Linked DNA regions of Homo sapiens: region 1 is linked to region 2. A link is a loop called in an ENCODE intact Hi-C map of the cell type or tissue named here. Cell type or tissue: dorsolateral prefrontal cortex. All regions are shown on one strand. Each heading gives the region's core, and the rest is flanking DNA. Links, peaks and the distances in the headings are about the cores only. Region 1 overlaps INPP5A (inositol polyphosphate-5-phosphatase A). Region 2 overlaps INPP5A (inositol polyphosphate-5-phosphatase A).

What was found. Hi-C counts contacts between places; a loop is a spot of excess contacts. Peaks named below come from ENCODE experiments on the same cell type or tissue, not always from the same donor. Only the 100,000 strongest peaks of a DNase experiment are listed, where the experiment ranks them.
Region 1: a loop joins it to region 2, with 4 times the contacts of the local background. A loop is called at or near these places in 4 of 110 quality-filtered maps.

The regions. Positions count from the first base shown.
Region 1 is chr10:132,681,185-132,692,416 of GRCh38, reverse strand. It overlaps INPP5A (inositol polyphosphate-5-phosphatase A), which reads right to left. Exons shown (of 16, transcript NM_005539.5): 5 at 1,962-2,025. Among named protein-coding and RNA genes, the nearest start is that of NKX6-2, 99 kb to the left of the region's middle. RefSeq lists an enhancer at 4,381-5,125. In dorsolateral prefrontal cortex, for the core only: a CTCF peak has its summit at 6,721; DNase peaks (open chromatin) are centred at 6,676 and 7,066; H3K4me3 peaks cover 1,177 bases; H3K27ac peaks cover 8,000 bases.
Region 2 is chr10:132,727,978-132,739,209 of GRCh38, reverse strand. The region is part of intron 9 of INPP5A (inositol polyphosphate-5-phosphatase A); the gene reads right to left. Among named protein-coding and RNA genes, the nearest start is that of NKX6-2, 53 kb to the left of the region's middle. RefSeq lists an enhancer at 3,774-4,425 and a silencer at 4,798-4,955. In dorsolateral prefrontal cortex, for the core only: CTCF peaks have their summits at 430, 636 (motif pointing left) and 3,537; DNase peaks (open chromatin) are centred at 509, 2,989 and 3,618; H3K4me3 peaks cover 1,842 bases; H3K27ac peaks cover 5,564 bases.

The DNA.
Region 1 (11,232 bases), core at 2,304-10,303, 49 kb after region 2:
TGGTGTCAGTTACAAGTTTGGAAAGTTCTAAACCATTACTACATTAAATCTTCCTTCTGTTCCTTTCCTTCTACTCCTACTGGGGTTCCCTTTACAAGCTGCACCTGTTGTCGCTGTTTCACAGGTCTTGGCCATTTTCTTCTGTTTTCAAATTTATTCTCATTTCTTCTTGCTTTTCAGTTTGTGAAGTTTCTAACACCTTCCAGCTCGCTGATTCTTCCCTCAGCCGCGTGTGCACATGAGCCACTGCTTCATTTCTGGTACTGTTTCTGATTTCTAGGTTTTCTTTTTGAGTCCTTCTCAGAGCCTCGAGCCCCTAGCCTGACCCCCGAGCCTGACCCTCGAGCCCAACCGCCCAGCCCGAGGCCCCCCGACTGCGCTGAGCATCAGCAGCAACACCTGCCGTGTGGGGCACTGAGAATATCGTCAGCATCCGCATGCCTCCCGGGACCGCACGCCTGCCAGGACCGCACGCCTCCCGCGACCGCACACCCCGCGACCACACGTCTCCCGCGACCGCATGTCTCCCGCGACCACACGTCTCCCGCGACCACACGTCTCCCGCGACCGCACGTCTCCCGCGACCACACGTCTCCCGCGACCGCACGTCTCCCATGTCCACACGTCTCCCGCGTCCACACGCCTCCTGTGTCTGCATGCCTTCCTGACGCACCACGTGCTCAGGACATGCTCGCTGCCCACTCCTCATGTTGTTCTTGTTAGTTTGGCCACATGGAGGGCTCTGGGGAAAGTTTTGCTAGAGTGAAGTGTGTATCTCATGTATAGTTTTAAATACACTGTAGGTTCACCAGGCACTTTATGACTGATTTAACTTAGTAGTAAAACAGGTATTCAAATGGCTACTGAAAAACACAAAAGGTCTGCAGATCCGCGGCACGGCGCAGCCTGACGCACCAGCTCCTTGGCTCCAGCTTCCTGCAGCACACGCTGCGTCGGCGCGCTCTCTCCACTCTCGCCGGCCGCTCCGTGCCTGAGCGCACAGCACGCAGACGCCGTGTCTCCAAAACGGAGCGGAGAGCGCCACCGGCCGGCTCCTGCAATTCTGTGCGGCTGATCCTGCCACGGGCCTCATAGAAGGGCTTGGATGCTATAATTTGGAAGGATCTGAAGGTCTTCAGGTAACGGGGCAGTGACAAATCATTTTGCTGGCCAGAATCTTGCTCTCGTCATCAATGAAATCACCACTCAAGCAACTGAGATAAGACTACCGCGCAATTTCACAGGAGCCGCTCCGTCTCCCGAGGGAGCACAAACACGGAATCCGAACGAAACGACATCGTTTGTGGCTCCACAGTTACTACGACGTGCAGGGCACTTCACATGGATGTCATCTGCTCCGGAGGCCGCGTGGGGTTCTGAGAACTCACACACAGCAGGAAACGATAGCGTCAGACGGGAAGTCATCGCACAAACACCCCCAGGCCGTGTGGAGCACGCACGGAAGCCCCACACCCGGCCTAGCTCACGCACCTGCCCCCGACAAAGAAATGAACAGGAGGGGACAGCTTGTGTCAGCGGAGCGTCTCAGGGCAAGTCTTTTCCGTGAAGACACACAGCACATGACCATCAAACGGGGATGCTGTTCACGGCAGGGAGGACCGTCCCTGCCTGTTCTTATTTCTGAAACATGCAACCCTCTCATTCGGCTTTTCATTTTCTCACACTGGATGGGAACACAGATACAAACTATTCCTTCCTCTTAACTCAACTCTAGGAAAGCCAGGTCCCCACCAGAGCCTTGCCAGGGAGCCAGTGTGGGACAGCCAAGGGGCCTCGAGTCCAGGTCCAGGAGGCCCCTGGAGTGACCTCTGGACAGTGGCTCAAGACACCCAGCCCACAGTGGCCACTCACAGAGACAGGGCAGGAGAGGTCTGGGGAAGCCAGACACCAGGAGGGGTGAGTGCCGAGACAAAATCCCGGAAGACGGCACGCAGTCTTACCTTTAAAGTCAAACTGGTAGATGTTTTTTAAGGACTCATGAAGAAAATAAAAGCTTCCTAGTGCCTGTAGAGCAAAAAGAGAAATCAAATGAGAGACTGGTGCTGGGAATATTTCTAAAGATCATTTTTAACAATAAAAGAAGCTCTTTTAAACTAGCTAGAGCAAGAGTTTCACCAGTTATAATTTAATCACAGTTACTGAGGCACAGGATGTCAGGCAGAGGTAACCTGCAAACACCCAAACTCCACCAAGCTCCAGGCATGCGGTGAGCCGTGCAGCCGCTGCTGGCTCCAGCAGGGACGCAAGTCCCACGGGCCAGGCATTGAGTGGACCAGACCCTTCCCAGGTGAGCCGTGCAGCCGGTGCTGGCTCCAGCAGGGGCGCAGGTCCCGCGGGCTGGGCATTGAGTGGACCAGACCCTTCCCAGGTGAGCCGTGCAGCCGGTGCTGGCTCCAGCAGGGGCGCAGGTCCCACCGGCCGGGCATTGAGTGGACCAGACCCTTCCCAGCACTGATGCTCGGCTTCGTCCTGGGGCCTCCAACCATCAGCTCCACTGCGCCTGGCCCCACCCTGCCCCATCGCCCCAGGAGCTGCCAGTGTCTCCCACTTACAAATTAGCCGGATGGTTGCAGAGCACAGGGATCCCTGCTCTTCATACCAGAGAAGGCAAAAGTACGCGGCTGGACGCCACAGGGCTGGGTCGACGGATACCACACAGACAGTTACTTGTTGATCTGAACTGCAAGTTTCACGTGGTATTTTCTACAGATGAACCTGTGTCTACATGCAGCAGTGTGTTCGTACTGACATGTGTATTATTTCTGTGTATTTTTTTCTTTTGCTAAATCTGGCAACCCCAACACGGGGCCTGGTGCAACTCTGGGGTGATCAGAATATTCTACACTGGTTTGCAGTGGTTGCCTTTGTCAAAACTCACTAAATTATACCCCAAAGAGGGCGAATCTCACCATCTATACATTAATCGTTATAAACCTGACTTAACAAACAAACCTATCTCATAGGAGATAGCTGTGTGCCCTGTGGGGGTAGCAGGTCCTGGGATAAAGCAGGGGAGAGTTTGAAGCGGCGGTGCCAGGTGGGCCAGAGAGGAGGGCACACGGGCGCAGCTGCAGACGGAGGGCAGGGGCTGCCTGCAGGGAGCCCAACCGTTACCAGGTCACACAGGGCCTTCCACAGGGAAGAGACTCTGAGCCACTGGGGGCTCTAACCCCAACTCTGCATTCTGAACAGGGCCTGTCCTCAGCTGAAAGCACAGGGCGTGGTGCATCCCTCACTGTGTCTGTGTGAGCCTGTGGGCAACACAAGGGCAACGCCTGAGTATCACCTCATTCCAAGGCTTCACTTGTACACTCTTGCACATTCATGTACACACATGCACACCACACGCTTGCAAACATTAACACATATATGCACTCACGCACAAGCACTCACAGGCACTCACACACACTTGCACACATACACTCATGCACACACAACATGCATTTGCTCACAGGCACTAACATGCACACATGCACTCATGCACACTCACGTGCTTGCTCTCCCACTTGCACTCATACACTCATGCACTAACTCATGCACACACGCACTCACGCACACTTACACTTGCACTCAGTCATGCACTCACACTGGTGCACACACGCACTTGCTCACACACGAACTCATTCGTGCACTCACATGCACTTGCTCACACACTTGCACACATTCATGCACACAATGCACTTGTTCACACTTGCACACACATGCACTCATGCACACGCACACACTTGTTCACACTCACTTGCACACACACTCATGCACACGCACGCACTTGCTCACACTCACACACTTGCACACACGCACTCATGCACTCTTGCTTTGTTTTGGGCAGAACCATGACCCCACAACCCTGCAGTTCTGAGTGCCCCAGTGTGGACCTCCTGCTGAGATGCTGCCCTACGGGGCTGCAGAGCTATTGTCTCTCTAAGAAAGTCAAAGGCAATGCCTGAACATCACCTAATTCCATGGCCCAAGCTAAACGTCCCACACACTTCAGGCTCTGCAGTTCCCAGGGAACTGCTGCTCCCTCCCTGACGACCGGTCACTGGGGTGGCTGTCCTGGGGGCAGGGCTGCAAGAAGGTGCACCACACTGGGGCGTCAGGAGGCTGCTGCTCCCTCAGAGGCGCAGGGCGGCAGGCACAGTGCATGGTGAGGGGACTTATGTTCTGGGCCTGCTGAGGGCCAATCGTGCCAGTAACTCTGGCCTGGTCCCTGTCTGCAGCCCCCTGGGCCCCTGGGTCAGCTCTCTGGGGCCTGTTAGGCCGTCTCTGGTTTGATGCCGACTCCACAACATGGGAAGCTCCCTGGAGGCTGTGCAGCTCCTGCTCCTAGGGCGTGTGCAGTGCATGGTGGGCTGGGGTGATGGTCCTGCTCCCGGGGACGCTGGCCACATGGACACCTCACCAGAAAACAGTGTTTCACCTTGGGGATGACACAGCTGCCCTCTGACAGAACACACTTCAAGGAGTGCATTTAAACTCCTAAAAAGAGAGGCCGGCTGGCAAGCCTGAGTCCTGTGCACCGACGCCATGGTGGCCTCTGCCTCCTGTCTCTGCTGCGTCTGGTGGGGAAGGGAACACACCCACAGGCAGGAGCAGGGACACGTGCCGCCTCCACCCAGCACAGGTGGCAGGTGCGAGTGCTCGCTTGCATGTGCACACACACATGCACACTCATGAGTGCCAGACCTCGGTGGGAGAACCCAAAGCTGCAGGGTAACCATGGGCCTCCCAGCCCTGCATCCTGGCCACCACCCAGATGGGAGCCCCCAGGCTAGATGACAGGGACCTTCTGTCTAGGGGACGGAGATGAAGGATACCCGAGGGGGACGCAGTGCACTTCCTCTTCTCTCGCAGGTGGGTCTAGGGTGCAGCAGGCAGCATCTCTGCCTCCACGGGAAAGCCAGAAGGTGGGAGAACCTGTGTGCCTGACATGGGGCTGTGTCCTCAGGCCCTCTGTGGTCCCTGGCCCCAGGCCACATGCCCTGGTGAGCTGCTGCTGGGTCCAGAAGGCTGCGTGTGGCCATGATGCACTCGGCTGTGACATGGACACTGCTCGACTGACCCGCTATCTCACTAGGCATCTGCTGTGAACCTGCTCAGAACCCGGGGAACTGAGCCACCTTTACAGCAGGTCTTAAAAACACCCAGTGTTGGCCAGGCTTGGTGGCTCACGCCTGTAATACCAGCACTTTGTGGGGGCGAGGCAGCGGATCACTCGAGGTCAGGAGTTCAAGACCGGCCTGGCCAACATGGTGAAACCCCGTCTTTACTAAAAGTACAAAAATCAGCCAGGCGTGGTGGCATGAGCCTGTAATCCCAGCTACTTGGGAGGCTGAGGCAGGAGAATTGCTTGAACCTGGGAGGCAGAGGTTGCAGTGAGCTGAGATCATGCCACTGCACTCCAGCCTAGGTGACAGGGCGAGACTCCGTCTCAAAAAAATAGAAAATTAAAATTAAAAAGCCAGTGTTCATCCTTTTCTTTGGCAAAATAGAGTTTCAGCACAGAGTTAAGAGAGAAAACTGCAGGCCTATGCCCCATGGATGAAACTTAATGTCTCCTCCACCAACATCAGCCCTTCTTTATAGAAGATATCCCTTCATTTGTTTCAGATAAAGAAAGCACTCTGAAAAAACATAATAAATGTCGCTGCAAACATTTAAATCATTACCTCATTGAATGTTAAAGCTAACAGAATATTATAAAGTTTGCAATAAATAAGTGAAAAATAAATTGCCAGTGCAGGGATAGAAACTGCAATTCATAGTCAGAAAATCCATAATTAGCTGTAATGAACATTTAAAGTCAAAGTTCGACCCAACTTTTTCGGTGTTTACCCTGTCCCATCAATACGGTTCAGGGCACCCATTTATCACAGACACCAGGACATTGGGCCAGGAGCGTGTCCGGGGCCTGCCGACAGGAAGTCCCCAGCTCGCCCAGGTCTCTGACCACAGTACTTGTCAAGAGTATGTCTGTCACATCTGAGAATAATGACTCCTCGCCTCTTGCTAAAAACAAAATACTTTTTACGTATTGATAAACAAGACTGTCAAGAGTGCTCATTAATTCTGCATTAGTGAAATGCAGCCATTAGCTGTGATGCTTCTGCGAGGACTGCAGACACGGGCAGGAGTCCTCCAGCCCCCGGAGGCCACGGCACAGCCGGGAAGCGGCCTCCACTGGACAAAGCCAAGCCCCTGGGGCACCGAAAAGTCGATCCGGTGCGGGCCACACAGGAGATCCAGACCCCGGCTAACCTGGGCCCTGGCTGGGGCTGCACTGGTGGGACCCTGGTCTCTGAAGGCAGCCTGGGAGCTAATGGGCAACTGAAGCTCCCAGTCACCACCATCAGGCTTCCACACCAACTGGCGACCAGGGCGCAACGAACCCTGCGTACCATGGGGGCTCAGTGCCTCTCACAGGGGCGGCTAGTGAAGATGGAGTATTTACAAATGCTATTAAAACAACCTCTCAACTTCAATTGGAGTCCGGTAATGTGATAAATGGCCACACCGTGTCACTTAGCTTGATTTCGGGAGCTGAATTCTGATAGCGGGCCCACTTTGCAAACACAGCCAACTCAGGGCGGGAGCAGACCACTTCTCACACATTTGGAAAGAACAACGCGTCCCGGCAGGCACTGTGCAATCACAAAGCCCGTGTTTGTTGAGCAGGGTCCCACCTCCCGGACGGAGCCACCGGCTGGAAGGCTCGGGATGACTCAGGCCGGGGCAGAGGCTGACAAGCCAGGAACACAAAGCTGCCATTGGAAATGCCTCCATCACTTTTTATTTGCAAACAAGTCAGATGGCCGGTAATTTATCATTTCCGCAATCAGGTGAACGACCAAAGCACACATCATTAACCTGGTCTTCTGCACCCAGCTCCCTCGTGCACAAAACAGAACACATTCCTAAAACTTCAGTCACACAGACCCCGCGCTAAGGGACGCACATGAGCACACACTCTGCTCGAGACAGAAAGGGGAAATGCACAAGCAGTGCCCATGTGAGGCCCCAGGTGGCAACAGGGCCCTTCCCCTGTGCTGGTTCCAACCGCGTCGCGGGCGTGACCACAGGTGCCAGCTCCCAGTGCGCCCCAGGGGGATCTCTGTGGAGCCTGCCACTGCATTCTGCCACTGGGAAGGGAAAAAGTGTTGAGGGAGGAGGCCACGGCCCGCGGCCCAGGGGAGCCCTGACTAAGGCCGACCGTGCTTATCAACAGTGACTCAGAAAAAAGAGTGGCAGCATTTGGTGACTCCCATCTCACTCTGAGACAGCATGACATTTTGTTATTTCTACAGATAAAGCGTTTTCACCTCCAGTTTTTTTTTTTAATAAAATAAATCTAGGAGCAGAAAGAAAAACTTCATAAGATATTGTTGGTAACTAATCTTCAAGTCTGCAACAAAATAGAGAACTTCATTTGTTTTAAATGAGAGTCGAGAGATTACTAAACATGACTCCCCTCATACGCAGCCCACTCCTTCCCCAGCTGCATGCTGTGAGGACACAGGACCCCCAAATGAAGGACGCGGCCTCACGCAGGAGCCCAGGGGCACGAAACCATGCTCACCTGGGCTCTGACACACCCTGTGAGGGCCAGTGGCAAACATCTGTGCTCTCTGAGAACAAAGCTAAGGACATCACGGAGAGGCCAAGCCTGACGTTCCGTCCTCATTAGGGTGAAAGCACCTGCCCGAGCTGAGGCAGGCATGTGGTTCTGAGCCTGATCTTTCAGACATTTCCTCTGCCCTTGTAATACAGGAGAAATGAGAAGACAGGCTCACAGTGACTAATGAGTGACTGCTGAAGACATGAGCCACAGGGACACACCACATCCTGTGAACTTACAACCCCACACCCTCACGGCTGCTTTGCACCCAAGAGAAACTCCTGCACACACACACATATGTACACATCCATGCACACACATGTACATAACCCACATCCATATACACTATAGACAAACATACATATGTAATACACACACATACATGCATACACCTGTAGACATACATATGTCTGTATACACACGTGGAATGCACACACAGACCTCTCTCAGAGACGCTGGAGCTCTCAGGAGACAGGCATGAGAATACAATGGCATATGACCTCTGAAAACACCAACTGAAAATGACCCAAATGCTTAACGTGCAAATGGGTAAATCAAATTTGAAATATTCCTATGATAGAACCAGATACAGCAAGGAAAATACACAGATCAGAGTTACATCCAGAAACACAGGTGGATTTCACAAAGGAAGCCAAGAAAGAGGACAGTTTCTCAAATGTCCTATGGCGTGATACCAAGATAAAGACATATTTTAGCTTATTTTGAATGCTACATAATAATTCACCATATAAAAATACTGTAATTTGGCCAGGCACAGTGGCTCACACCTATAATCTTAACACTTTGGGAGGCCAAGGTGGGTCGACCACTTGAGGTCAGGAGTTCGAGACCAGCCTGGCCAACATGGCGAAACCCCATCTCTACTAAAAATACAACAATTAGCCAGGTGTGGTGGCCCATGCTTGTAATCCCAGCTACTTGGGAGGCTGAGGCAGGAGAATCACTTGAACCTGGGAGGCAGAGGTCGCAGTGAGCCAAGATCGCGCCACTGCACTCCAGCCTGGGCGACAGAGCAAGTGAGACTTTGTCTCAAACAAACAAACAAAAAACCCTGTAATTTATCCATTTCTCTGTTGCACATAAAGACTACTTCCAATTATTTGAGTATTGTAATTGATGCTATAATAATCTTCCCTGCATGGTGTTACTGAGCAAGTGTGTCAGAGATAACAAGCATCCAGGTACATGGGTACTGAGTGTTCACACAGACATACTATGCAGGAGGATTTGCTGGGTCACTGCAGACACGCACCCTCCACATAGGGTAATACACACATGTACACGTGAATTAAACATGCGTGCATATATATATAACAGCCTTGCTGTGTCACCGCAGACACGTGCCCTCCACATAGGATAATACACATGTGTACACGCAGATTAAACGTGTGTGCATATGTATATAATACACAGATGGCCTTGCTGGGTCACGGCAGACACGTGCCCTCCACATAGGATAACACACACGTGTGCACGTGGATTAAACGTGTGTGCATATGTATATAATACAACACATGGCCTTGCTGGGTCACGGCAGACACGTGCCCTCCACATAGGATAATACGTGTACACGTGGATTAAACGTGCATACATATGTATATAATACAACACATGGCCTTGCTGGGTCACGGCAGACACGTGCCCTCCACATAGGATAACACACACGTGTGCACGTGGATTAAATGTGCGTACATATGTATATAATACACAGATGGCCTTGCTGGGTCACAGGAGACGTGCCCTCCACATAGGATAACACACACGTGTACACGTGGATTAAATGTGCGTACATATGTATATAATACACAGCATTGCTGGGTCATGGCAGACACGTGCCCGCCACATAGGATCACACACATGTGTACACACAGATTAAACGTGCGTGCATATGTATATAATACACAGATGGCCTTACTGGGTCACGGCAGACATGTGTCCTCCACATAGGATCACACACGTGTACACGTAGATTAAACATGAGTGCATATGTATATAATACACAGCATTGCTGGGTCATGGCAGACACGTGCCTTCCACATAGGATAACACACAGTTTACACGCTGATTAAACATGCGTGCATATGTATATAATACACAGATGGCCTTGCTGGGTCACCACAGACACATGCCCTCCCAGGCACCACCACGTTGCCCCTCCTGTTGCCATGACGATCCCCCAGTGGTCTCATCAGGGCAGTGCCCACGTTCCACATCCTTGCCATGGCCCAGTGCCAGCCTCTAGTTTTTGCCAACTGGATAGGTGTGAAATTAGACCTTATTGTTTTAATTTGCATCTTCATTATACTAGCATAGTTGGGCACCTCTTCATCGAACTGTGTGGCTGTGGTAAAATGCACACAGCATAAACTTGACCATCGTACCCACCTTCAGGTGAGCAGGTCAGTGGCACGCAGTCCGCGCCTAACGAACGTCTGCACCCGTCACACCATCCATCTCCAGGACACTGTCCACCTTCCCAGCTGAGACTGTTCCCGACCAGCAACAGCTCCCATCACAACATCCATCTCCAGGACGCTGTCCACCTTCCCATCTCCAGGACGCTGTCCACCTTCCCATCTCCAGGACGCTGTCCACCTTCCCACCTCCAGGACGCTGTCCACCTTCCCACCTCCAGGACGCTGTCCACCTTCCCAGCTGAAACTGTTCCTGTCCAGCAGCAGCTCCCTTCCCGCTCTCCCCTTCCCGCTCTTCCCTTCCCGCTCTCCCCAGCCCCTGGCAACCAGGCACTGTACTTTCTGTCTCCATGACTTTGACTAATCCGAGTACCTCATGTAAGTGGAATCATACCATGTTCGTGTTTCTGTGACAGGCTTGACTTGGCATAATGTCCTCCAAGTTCCTCCACCATGTTGTAGTGCTTGCCAGAATTTCTTTCCTTTTTACGGTTGGGTCATATTCCATGGTACTGCTTCCGCATTTTGCAGTTGTGAATAATACTGCTTTGATTATAGGTGTGCAAATATCTGCTGGAGACTGCTCTCAATTCTTTGGGGTCTGTACCCAGAAGTGGGACTGCTGAATCAGACGGGAATTCTATTTTTAACTTTTTGAATAATCACCTCAATGTTCACAGTGGCTGCCCCCTGTTATATTTCTACCCACGTGCACAAAGGTTCCAACTCCCTCCCATCGTTATCAGCACCTGCTATTGTGTCCGGAATTGGTGGGTTCTTGGTCTCACTGACTTCAAGAATGAAGCCGCGGACCCTCGCGGTGAGTGTTACAGTTCTTAAAGGCGGCGTGTCCGGGGTTTGTTCCTTCTGATGTTCAGATGTGTTCGGAGTTTCTTCCTTCTGGTGGGTTCGTGGTCTCGCTGGCTCAGGAGTGAAGCTGCAGATCTTCGCGGTGAGTGTTACAGCTCATAAAGGCAGTGTGGATCCAGAGAGTGAGCAGTAGCAAGATTTATTGCAAAGAGCGAAAGAACAAAGCTTCCACAGTGTGGAAGGGGACCCGAGTGGGTTGCCACTGCTGGCTCGGGCAGCTTGCTTTTAGTCTCTTATCTGGCCCCACCCACGTCCTGCTGATTGGTAGAGCCGAGTGGTCTGTTTTGACAG
Region 2 (11,232 bases), core at 117-8,116:
CATGGTGCCAATTTCCTAGCTTTTTAGGACCAGAGTGGGCACCGAACACAGAGAATGACCATCCCAGATGGAATCTGAGGAGCTGAGAGCCTGGCTTGCTGGGAGGGCTGTGGGGCAGGGTTTGCTGGGAGGGCTGCGGGGCGGGCCCTCAGACACTTCGCCGGCCTCCCTTACTTTGACTTCCCAAGAGAAAGCCCTTCTGGTTAGCTCCATCTTCTCAACGGTCTTCCTGGTGAACCCTAGACCCGAAGGGGGACCCTATCACTTGACAAAAGTGCCCACCGTGAGGCCCTGGAGCACAGACCTCACCGCGAGCCCCAGGGCCAGGCACAAGGCCCTGCATCCCAAGCTTATGGGGTGCAGAAATGCAGCCAGTGAAAGGCACTGTCATGGGGAGATGTTGGCGTCAGCATCCGAGTGGCCTCCCTCCTCTCTGTGTTCATTGTCAACGGCCACCCAGAACAACAACATGCTATAAAGACTCTTTCATGTCCTCTCCCAAGGTTGCTCCCGGACTCCAGCAGCCTGGCAGGCTCGGACACAGCGCGCATGGAATGGGAGTGGCGCCCACTTGCTCTCACGCCAGCTAGAGCTCAACAGACTTTCTGGGAAGAAGGCGGCGGGTCTCTTTCTCAGGCTGTGTCTAGCACCATGCCGGGCACCCTCTGCTGGGCCCAGGGGTGGCTCCACAGGACTGGCCCTGCCCGGCGGCAGAAGCACCTGCTGTGCCTCTGGGTGGCTCCTCCCGGACATCCCCAGCCTTCCACTGGCACGGCTGGACGTGGGGAGGGGGATGTGGCAAAGGGAGGGGGACGCAGGACACAGAGCTCAGCCCTCGTCCCAGGGTCCCCTGTATGCTTGTCAGAGCCACTGATTGCTAGTAAGGGAGCCGGGTGCGATGTGTGAAGGAGGAGGACGAATGAGGCTACACAGTGTCCGGGGTCTCCAGCAACCCCCTGCCTTGGCACGAGAGACCTGCTCTGTGCCCTACCTTTCCCATGGGTTTCTTTTAAACCAAGGGCAGTCAGAGGAATTTTTAAATAAAGTATGAGCTCATAAAAAATATAGAAAAGTGCATTAAAGATTAGTGAACACACTACGGATTATGAATCATTTAGGAGTGAGTCCAAAAAACAGTTCCTCGAACAGAGTCCCAGCATAGACCAGAGAAAATGCCAAGCGTCTTTTGTTTTTTGTCTTCTTTTTCTATAAAATGAGAAGATTCTTGGCATCAATATACCAGTTGAAAATATTGGGTAATATTTGCAAAGTGAACTTCCTAGAAAAAATCCCCTAAATACGAAGCCTAATGTCATCACTATAATTAAGTATAACATTTTATTTTATTTTCAGTTGATGTCATAGGCCCTATATAGAAACAGACCAAATAAAATCTCTTTCTAAACAGAAAAATTAAAAAATAAATTTAATGATTTAAATCAGTGCTTCTGTTGTTGCCATTGCTATTTTACACCAAGACTCTAGAATAACAAGTGAGTGAACCGAGCAGCACGGCTTAGCTCACGTGCCCTCTGCAGGCCCTCACCGCCCTGACCTCCACCCTCAGGGAAGGGCGTCCCTGTGGCTGAGGAGCTGGCAGGGAGGGCAGAGAGGCTGCCACTGGCCTGCCTCACCATCCAGAGCACGCTGGGCACGTGGCGAGGGCAGTGCCCCACTGGGTCTGCACAAGGTCTGTCTACACACTGGGTCCCCAGGTAAGATGAGAACTTGACGATGACTAACATTAGTCCACGGCAGTAGGAGGACAGGGCTGCGCTAACATTAACCCACGGCAGCAGAGGACGGGGCTGCGCTAACATTAACCCACGGCAGCAGGAGGATGGGGCTGTGTGCATCTTTCCATCCATGCTGCTCTGGAGACGGTGCTGAGGCTCTACAGGAGTGTCACTCTGAGCCAGGCTTTCTGGGGTCTGTGGGAGTTAGAAGGGACCGTCCCTGCCACCTGCCCTCTGGACACACACTGTGCCCATGTTGCCACATCGAGTCCGCTCATGGCTGTGGGATGGGCCAAATCCTGAATGGTGCAGGGCTTTGGAGGGCTGCGCCGACTGCAGCCGATGCAGGAACATCGTCAGACTGAGGAGTCAGCCGCCATGCTCTCAGTTTTTAGGAGCTCAGGCCTGCCCATACACAGGGCTAGCGACAGCTGCACAGTCATCCCTGTCTGTCACGCCTGATGGGAGCTGCCAGTGGACACAGGGACCTGGCCTCTCCTGCCCACAGCCTCACGGCGCCCACTGTGCCCACGGCTGAGGGATCAGGGGGCAGAGGGGCTCAACAAGGCAGCCGGTAACCAGATGAGGTCACAACTTCACCTGGAGCCTGGCTGGGGCCGGAGCAGCCAGCGGGTCTCAGGAGTCTGTGGGGCTGTGGGGGGCCATGACCAGGTGCGATGTTACCTACTGGCTGACAGCTGCTCCTCCTCCCAGGACGCAGTGCACACTAGAAGGAAGGACGCCTGGGCGCCAGGAATGTCTGAGGTCTGGGCCTGGGCTTATGCTGCTGGGCAGCCTGGCCTTGGCTGCTCTTGCCGGCCATGGTCTCCACTGAACGGCAGACACAGCCTTTGAGGCAGGTGCTGGGATCCTGCCTCGCGGGCAGTGGTGGTATCCTCCCTGGTGCCCATTGAGAGCCGTGTTTTGGGAAGCCCGGCTCTCGGGGTGTCTCCTTGCGACGTCAGCCCCTCTCCGAGGACGGCTCCTTCTGGATGTCAACGCCCCCAACGGCCATTCCCCTGCAGGCCCAGCTGGCACCTGAGCATGTACCTGTCAGTGATTGGTAACTGGTTGTTAAAAATGGCCACCAGCCTCCAAAGACGCATCCATCACCGTCACTGTCAGACGTGATGGACGGCAGGTGTGGTGTGCGGTCGGGCCGCGTGGAGACGGGTGCGCCTGGCACTGCTGTCACTCTTTGTCACCACGGCCAGCTGAGCGCCCCAGCTGCCAGTTGCCACCGCGCGAGGCAGGAAACACACCCTCTGAACATCCCAGCAGCAGCTGGAGCCGCAGGCTGCATCACTGACTCGTGTGAGGACGCACGGCCCTCTCAGATGGCACACGACTGGCGTGTTTCATGTGGTGGGTTGTAATTACAGCTTCCGTGGTGCCAGATCTGACTCCAGTATCTTTTCAGTTCTGCTCTGTGAGCAAGTCTGCATTAATCTGCATCTGAAACACAGGAGGCTGCGCATTCCTGGGGGACAGTCTCTTCGCTTTGCACACAGAGCCTCTTTCACAGACTGGTGTGGGGCAGGGCAGGACTCCCGGATCCAATCCCTACAACCCTCCTGCCACCAAAAATCACAAGCAGGTCTCCACCTCGGGGTCTGAGAGCCTCCAGGGCCACCAAGCTGGTCGTCCTCCCAGACACCCTGCCCCTGAACTCTCGGCAGGGCAAACAACCCTGTATTTAATCTGCTGCTGCCAGCCCGGCTCTGCCCGGCCTCCCATTGCTGTGGAGATGGATTTAATTAACCTCTGATGAGTCTTTCCAGCAAGCCTGCCACTGAGGGCACCAAGGAGGCGCTGTGAGCAGGCAGAGGAACGCGGTCGGCAGTGAGAGCAAGAGGATGACCCCACCAGCCCAGGACCGAGGGGGCAAGGATGGGCTGCTGTGGGTGGGAGCTCAGCAGTGAAACCAAAGCCAGGCCAGCCGTGGTTTCTGAAAGACCATTACACTCACGTGTCCCTTCGTACCAACACCGCCCCAGGGCGCCCGTGCCACCGGGCACCGCCTGCCCCCAGCCTCCAGCATTCCCAGAACACTCCATCAGGCAAGACGCTCTGCACTGTGATAAACACGGCTTCCTGATGCGCTCTGGCTATGCACGACTGTGTCACTGTCCACAAACCTTCAGAACCGCGTATGCTTACTCTGATCCTGGGCAATCTGAAAACCACCCCAGAGGAGGGCACAGATCTCCCCACAAACCCAGGGTGGAGGCTGGGTGTGGCCTTTTCCGGCTCCCAAGGAGCCAGACTGCAGGTACCAACGTGGCCTCTGAATGTGGTATCTCCACACGGGGGGTTGCAGAGGGTGGGGAGGACTAGCCTGCATGGAGCCCACAGGGTCTCACTCTAACCCATGCTGCTGTTTGACAGAAAGGCTCAGGGGAAGGAAGGACAGGTGCTCGAGATGCACCTGCTCCACACGGCTGGGGAGCAGACAACACTTCTAAGCCCTCTGGGAGGCCCTGCCCGCCTCTGTGTGGCCTTCTCTGAGGGGCTCACCACACAGCTGCTCTGCCAAGAGGAAGGGCAGAGCCCATCTCAAGGACTGAACCCACTCCATTCAGCCCCGAAGCTAGCTCCATCCGAGGACCCTGCAAGACACTCCTGCCGGCCTTTGACTCCGACACTCCCTCTCCTTTAAAATGCAGATGCTTCTAGGAAGGCAGAGAGATGTGCACAGACACTTCGGTGGGAAATCACTCCCAGGCAGGGGGAGAACTGAAGAGAGGTGGGGGAGGCAGCCGCCAGGCAAACCCACTGCCCCGGGCACTCCTGGTGCCCAAGGCCATGGTCTTGAGGGCAGGCGGTACCCTCATCCTGGTGCTGGGCCCACATAGCAAACGCACAGGACACACTTGCTGGACCAATGGGGCTGCCCACAAGGCAGCCAACAGTGGGACACTCACCCACCCAGAACCTCAGCCATCCACAGGCCTGTGTGAAAAAGAACCTGCTCAGCTGAGCAGCTGGAAACGCTGCGAATCCGCACTCTGCCCAGGCCATGCTGAGCTGCTGCACGCTCCAATTCCTCCTGATACTTCCCAGCTGCAAAGACACTGGAGGCTGGACCACAGTGCGAAAAATGAAAGCTGTACGAGGAAAATGAGGCCCTGGACCACAGGGATTCCTCGTCCACTTTTCATCTGAGGAAGGAGAAGCGCACAGCCTCAGGGAGCACCGAGATCAGTGGGCAGTGACGGTGGCCACTGCCGGGTGTGGTCCTGCCATGACAGTCCAGCCCAGAGGTGATGCTTCTGCGTCACACGAGAGCATAGCTGGCATCTCAGGTGCGCCTGCAGCGATGCATCCCTGGAGGCTGCACGGGCATGGCACTGCGGGTGGCGTGGACCGAGCCTGAATCCCGACCAGAGGTACCTGCGCAGCCCCGGTTCACCAGCTGCACTGAGCCTGGTGCCAGGCAGACGTGAGGAGACGCTGCCTGGGCCCTGGGCCTGACTCACAGGATCTGTGTGCTGAGGAGCTCCCAGGAGACTCGCAGGTCCGGGAGAGCCCAGGATGTGTGTGCTAAGGAGCTCCCAGGCACTCCTGTCAGTTCTTCATCAAAAAGCTTCATGTGGAAGGAAACTGCAACAGGGACGTGCCACAGGGCCAAGTGGAGATCAAGCTTGTTCACGCGCAGAGGCTGAAATCAGCCTGTTCAGGTGCAGAGGCCGGCATCAGCTTGTTCACACACGGAGGGAGGCCAATATCACCCCGTTCACACGCAGAGGGAGGCCGGCATCAGCGTTCAGCACAGCCTGATCTGGTGCCGGTATGAGGGGTCCCCAAACACCTGCCCTCAATTCCTTGGTCCAAGTCAGCCTCAAAAGAAAATCGTGCAGAATTTTCTTTGGTTTCCACAAAATTTCTACGAAATGTTTTACAGTCAGAAACCTTTTTTAAAAACCATGCCATGCCAACTAGCAGATTTTGATTTTCCATAAGAGGGGCTTGGATGGTATTTTAAAATTCAATAATCTACCTAATTGGCACCTTAATTAATGCAGCTGAAATTAATCACCACCAACAAATAAATCTGGTCATTTTTCAGTGAGATTTATTTTTAGGTAGGGCTTTCAAAGAAACGTTTTCTGTGCTAGTGTTCAGTGGACCACGTGGCAGGAGACAGTCACTCCGGCGCTGCCTGCTGTCCTGGGCTGTACGGTGTGCCCCCAGATTCATGTTCACCCAGAGCCTCAGAATTGGGGCCTTGTTTGGAAATGGGGCCTTGCAGGTGTAACTAGTTAAGATCTCGGGATGAGACATCCTGGGTGGGGTGGGCCCTAAGTCCATGGACTCATGTCCTTGCAAGAAAAGGCCACATGAGGATGGAGGCGCAGACGGAGGTGATGCGGCCATGAGCCAGGGCCATCTGGGCCACCTGTGGCTGGGTGAGGCAAGGAGGGGTCCCCCCTGGAGCCTCCAGGAGCAGCGTGGCGCTAGGACACCTTGATTTTGGATGTCCAGGTTCCAGGACTGTGAGAGAATAAACTTCTGCTGTGTAAGCCACCCAGCCTGTGGTCCTCTGAGCCACTGCCGCAGGAATCTCCCCACACGGAGACAGGAGACTCTGCGCGGGAGGGATCCACCTGGCACGCACATTCCACGTCAACAGATGAGCAAACAGAAGACAGGCCGTGACCCTCCGGAGAGCCTGCACGTGTCTGCGGCCCACAGGAAGCGACATGGCCACGTGGAGGTGCCACGCAGCACTGAGGGGCCGCAGGTGACCCTGGGGATACCGCCCCTGCCCTGGGCCTCAGGGTCCTCCCCGTGGTCGGTTCCAGGGTCCTGTGACTCCTCACGGCCCCCAGCCCTCAGGAAATCCCTGCGGCCATGGGATCCAGGTGCTCAGCTTCGGGCCAGTCCCTGCACCAAGCACTTAGCTTCAGTGAGCTGTGGAATTTGACACACAGCTGACGACTGTGTTGATGATGCCAGGAGGGAAAAGCGGTCCTTATTCCAGAGGTGTGGCCCTCCCTTGACTGAACAGTCCTACAAGAACTCTACACTACACATCATTTTCCCTATTTTCCACTAGGCTCGCTTTACTTACATAGTAAACTGTGTGCAAAATGTAACGAAAGACTTGTCAAATGAACAGCTATGTATCCACAGTCTTAAAGAGCCACGTGGGCAGGAAAACCCTCCAAACACTAATGCAAGGATCTTAGACACTTGCTGAGTAAACAATCCAGTTTAAAACTATTCATTTTTCTTCCCATTCCTTTGCAAATGGCAGACAAACAGCGCAGAACAGTAAGACCCACGTCTGTCCAGCATGAGGGCATTATAAGCCAGGGCCTGGTAACTGCATGGGCAGCTGCTGTCGCGGGCAGCATCCTAGAGCCCAGAGACCAGGGTGGCCGGGCGTGTGAATGAGCCGTGGTGGGTGGAGGCCTCCCTGCTCCCAGGAATCTGCATTGCCACTGCCTGGGGTGCCGGGGGCTCCCCTGGGTGGCATCTACGTCTGTTGGGGACATGGTGTCCAATTCTGGTGCCATTTAGACAGGGGCTCCCCTGGGTGGCATCTACGTCTGTTGAAGACATGGTGTCCAATTCTGGTGCCATTTAGAAGGGACCTTTGCAGACAGAACCTGGATTTCCCACGAACGCCCTGGGCATGCCTCGGTGATAACCACAGAGCACATGCGGCTTTCCTTCTGCCGATTCGTGTGAACACTGAGTTCTGCACTGGAGGAAACCCGCACTGGAGGAAACCCTCACTGGGGGAAACCCTCACCAGAGACCAGCTCCCTCCCAAGCTGATCGCGGGGCTGGAGAGCCCCCACTCCCAGCAGATGCAACGGAGGCTCAGCCACCACCTCCTGCGTGCCCTTCCTTGGTCCCCTCCTCATGTCTGACACCAACAAACGGCACCAGCGAAGAAAACCTGCTGCTGAAAACACCTGCGTCTGATACGAGGCAGGGGTGCGGTCACTCCCAGGGTCGTCTGATACGCAGGAGGGATGCGGTCACTCCCAGGGCCGCCTGATATGGGGCAGGGACGCGGTCACTCCCAGGGGCGTCTGATACGCAGGAGGGACGCAGTCACTTCCAGGGGCGTCTGATACAGGGCAGGGACGCAGTGACTCCCAGGGGCATCTGATATGCAGGAGGCACGCAGTCACTCCCAGGGATGCCTGGTAAGTGGGAGGGGGCGCCTGATGCGCAGGAGGGACACCTGATACGCAGGAGGGGTGCCTGATATGCGGGAGGGGTGCGGTCACCTCCAGGGCCGCCTTCTCTGTTCTCTGACCTCTCACCGGGGGGAACCCAGGCCTGACTCTTCCCTGGGATTGTGCAGGGCTGACCACGCCATCCCATGTGAATGACCGCCACGTCTGCCAGGCAGCGTGGAGACCCCACCCAGGGCCCACCTCAGGGCTGTGGTTCCGAGAACAGGGATGCACTGGGGAGCAGCTGAGCCCAAGCTGGCTGGACAGCAAGTCCACGGGAATGTTCCTCCCCCGTGGTAGCCCCTGCACTGGTTGAAAGTCACCTGGTCTGTACTGTCCCATGGAATAGCCACGCGGCTCTATCAGATCTGAATTATCAGATCTGAATTAAAATGAAATGAAGTGAAAAATCGGGTTCCTGGGCTGCCCTCGGTGCTTGTTAGCCTCATGTCCTGGCAGCCGCTGCAGGGGCAGAGGGGAGGCAGCTTGCGGTCAGGCTCACAGCAGGACACGCCAACGCGGCTGGGACTTCAAGACGCCACCTGGGTCAGCCAGGCCCGCAGGAGCTCTGCCACGTTCCTGCTTACTGTTCCTTTGAGAAATCCACTTGGGGCATGCAGAGGAGGTTCCAGGAAGACCGCAGTTTTCTTTCCCTTCCTGACTTATAGTCACCTCTGACGCTTCGATGGCCAGGCAAGCCCCACACCCGCTGTCTTAACAAGCTGCACGCAGGAGCTGCTCTTCCTACACCCAGGACACCTCTCCACAGAGCTGAGTGGGTGGGGCTGCAGAGCGGCCGAGGAGCCTGCAGACAGGGCGTGAGGGACAGACGTGAACTGTCCTGCAGCAGATGGCGCCCCCTCCCGCGCTGCCCACGCAGCCCCGGCCAGCACGTCCACCAGCCCACCCGGCTGCACTGGGTCTGTCACCCGACTCGCCCACGTGGCCCCGGCAAGCAGGACACCAGCGTGATGGGGGCGGAGGCAGATGGGTGGCAATGATGCACCCCGTGGAGCCCAGAAAGGGGCCTGGCCGGTCCAGGGCAGAGGGGCTGAGGGAAGACCAGGAGGTGGTGGGGAGGGCCCCGCAGGGGCTGAGGACAGGGCAGGTGGACCCAGGCTGCTGGACTCCATTTAAAACCAGCTACTGTGGGGGAACTGAGAGGAAAAACAGCATTTCAAGTAACTCCATGTCTGTTCCAATTACTGTGGATGGGAAAGTGATAAAAAACAGTGACGACTCAATTCCTGAAGGACGGGAGCTGGTGAGGCTTATGGTGGTGTGGGCGGCTCTCAGACACAGGTGCTCACTCGCCCTGGAGTGCTCCACCAGCCGCTCGAGCAGCTGCCTGGAGGTTGCTGAAGCTCTTTACTGACTCTCAGGAGAAAGTGGCAGTTTCTGGAGAACTGTTTATCACCAGTTCACAAAGTAAACAGCCCCTTAAGCACAGCCATTAGAATTCCCGTCCTCTGTAGTTTGATGTTTAAAGTTAAGCATGAAGGCTGCCGTGGAAGATCCCACTGGTTTATTGGTGATGGGAATCTTCGAACTCTGGCTTCAGGCCAGTGCCCTCCCCAGCACTGGCCCTCTGCGTGGACCCCTTCAGCAGCGCAGAGGGCTGGGACGAGGGCTCCTTTAGCGACAGCCTAACACGAACACGGAGGACGGGGTACAGGTGGGGGCGAGCATGGTCTTGCTTCTTCCTGGGTAAAACTCAGGCAGGTCCCAGACCTGAAACTGGAAGGTCCGGAGAGCCCACTGAGGCCCGGGAGGCAGTTCCTGCTCTGCACCCACCCTCCCTGGCGGGGTCCAGGGCACCAGGGCCATCTAGACCTGGGCAGGAGCTGCCGTGCTGCGACTGCCTGTGTGAGAGGAACTCTTTAAGAAATAGGACTGATCTTGGTGATCAAAAAACACTGCTGACAGTGACCCATGAGGGTTGAGGGCTGTGTGTGAAGGCACTTAGGGAGGCCAGGGGAGCAGGCCAGGTGATGCAGGAGAAGATGTGGCAGACTCAGGCCGGCTCCCGAGGCCCCTGCACTGTTCTCCCGCCATGCCTCCTCTTACGGCCACACCCACAGGCAAACCCCGGTGAGGTGCTTTCTTCCTTTTCTGCTCAGCAGAAAAAGGAAAGCCTTGCAGTCCTTCATAGGAGTTGCCCAACGCCCCACAGGACCCAGCGTCCAGGCCCCCCACGCCTGCTGAGACCACAGCGGCCACGCAAGCCCCACAGGCCCTGGAGTCCAGGCCCCCCACGCCTGCTGAGACCACAGCGGCCACACAAGCCCCACGGGACCCAGCGTCCAGGACCCCCACGCCTGCCAAGACCAGAGCGGCCACACAAGCCCCACAGGCACCGGAGCCCAGGCTTCCCACTGCCCCCGACGCCTTGTGGTCACACGGCCCGGCCACCGGGCTCAGCAGCTGGCTCCCTTCACCAGGGAGGCTCCCGCGGCTGCTCCAGTGCGTGCCTCACCACGGCTCTGACCCGGCCAGGACCAGCTGCCCTTTACTGTGACATTTGCTCTACCAGAAGGAAAAGGCCCTTTCCAAGCTCCCTGACCTTTCCCCAATTGCTGGGCGCCCGGGATTGATCGGCTTTGGTCTTTCGCGGGTTCTTCTTGACTTTCATCCTGGCCCCTCCCAGTCAGAGCGGGAAGTACTTATGTGCACTGTGGACTCACTGGCTCTCGAGTAACAGGTTAGAAATGAGCTCACTCAGAGATGTTCCAGACCTGCCGGAAATGCCGCTTCCAGCCCCCTGTGGCTTGGCGGGGGTGGAGGAGGAGCCTATGACAGGGCCCCGCCTCTGTGGCCCCCAGGCCTTGCTCCCGGGTCCCGCACAGCCTCGGACGCGGGGACATGGATTCTAGCAAGGATGGGCACAGCCCCTGCCCTCGAGCCCTCACCGAGCCTGTGGGATGGCAGGCCAGAGACCGATCCATTTGACAGCCTCTACGAGGAGAAAGGAAGCACAGCAGCGGGATGGAAAGGACTTCGGGGCCCCTGCTGGGGGATGTGTGCTTTAAAAACTCCATGTGCTCCTCAGCCCACCACACGCAGAGGCCCTGCCTTCCTCCTCCACAGCCAGATGAAGGGATGCCTCGACCAGGAGCCACTGAACGTTTAGGCAATGCCACCAGCACGGCCAAATGTTGATACACAGGCATGCGGTGGGGCCTTGTGACAAGGTGCTGCCAGCTCAACCCAACAGAGGGTTTTAGGGGCACTCATTTCTGCCAACCACAAGAGACCCAGGATGATCAAAGCCAGCTCAGTCTGTCTTTCAGAAACAATGT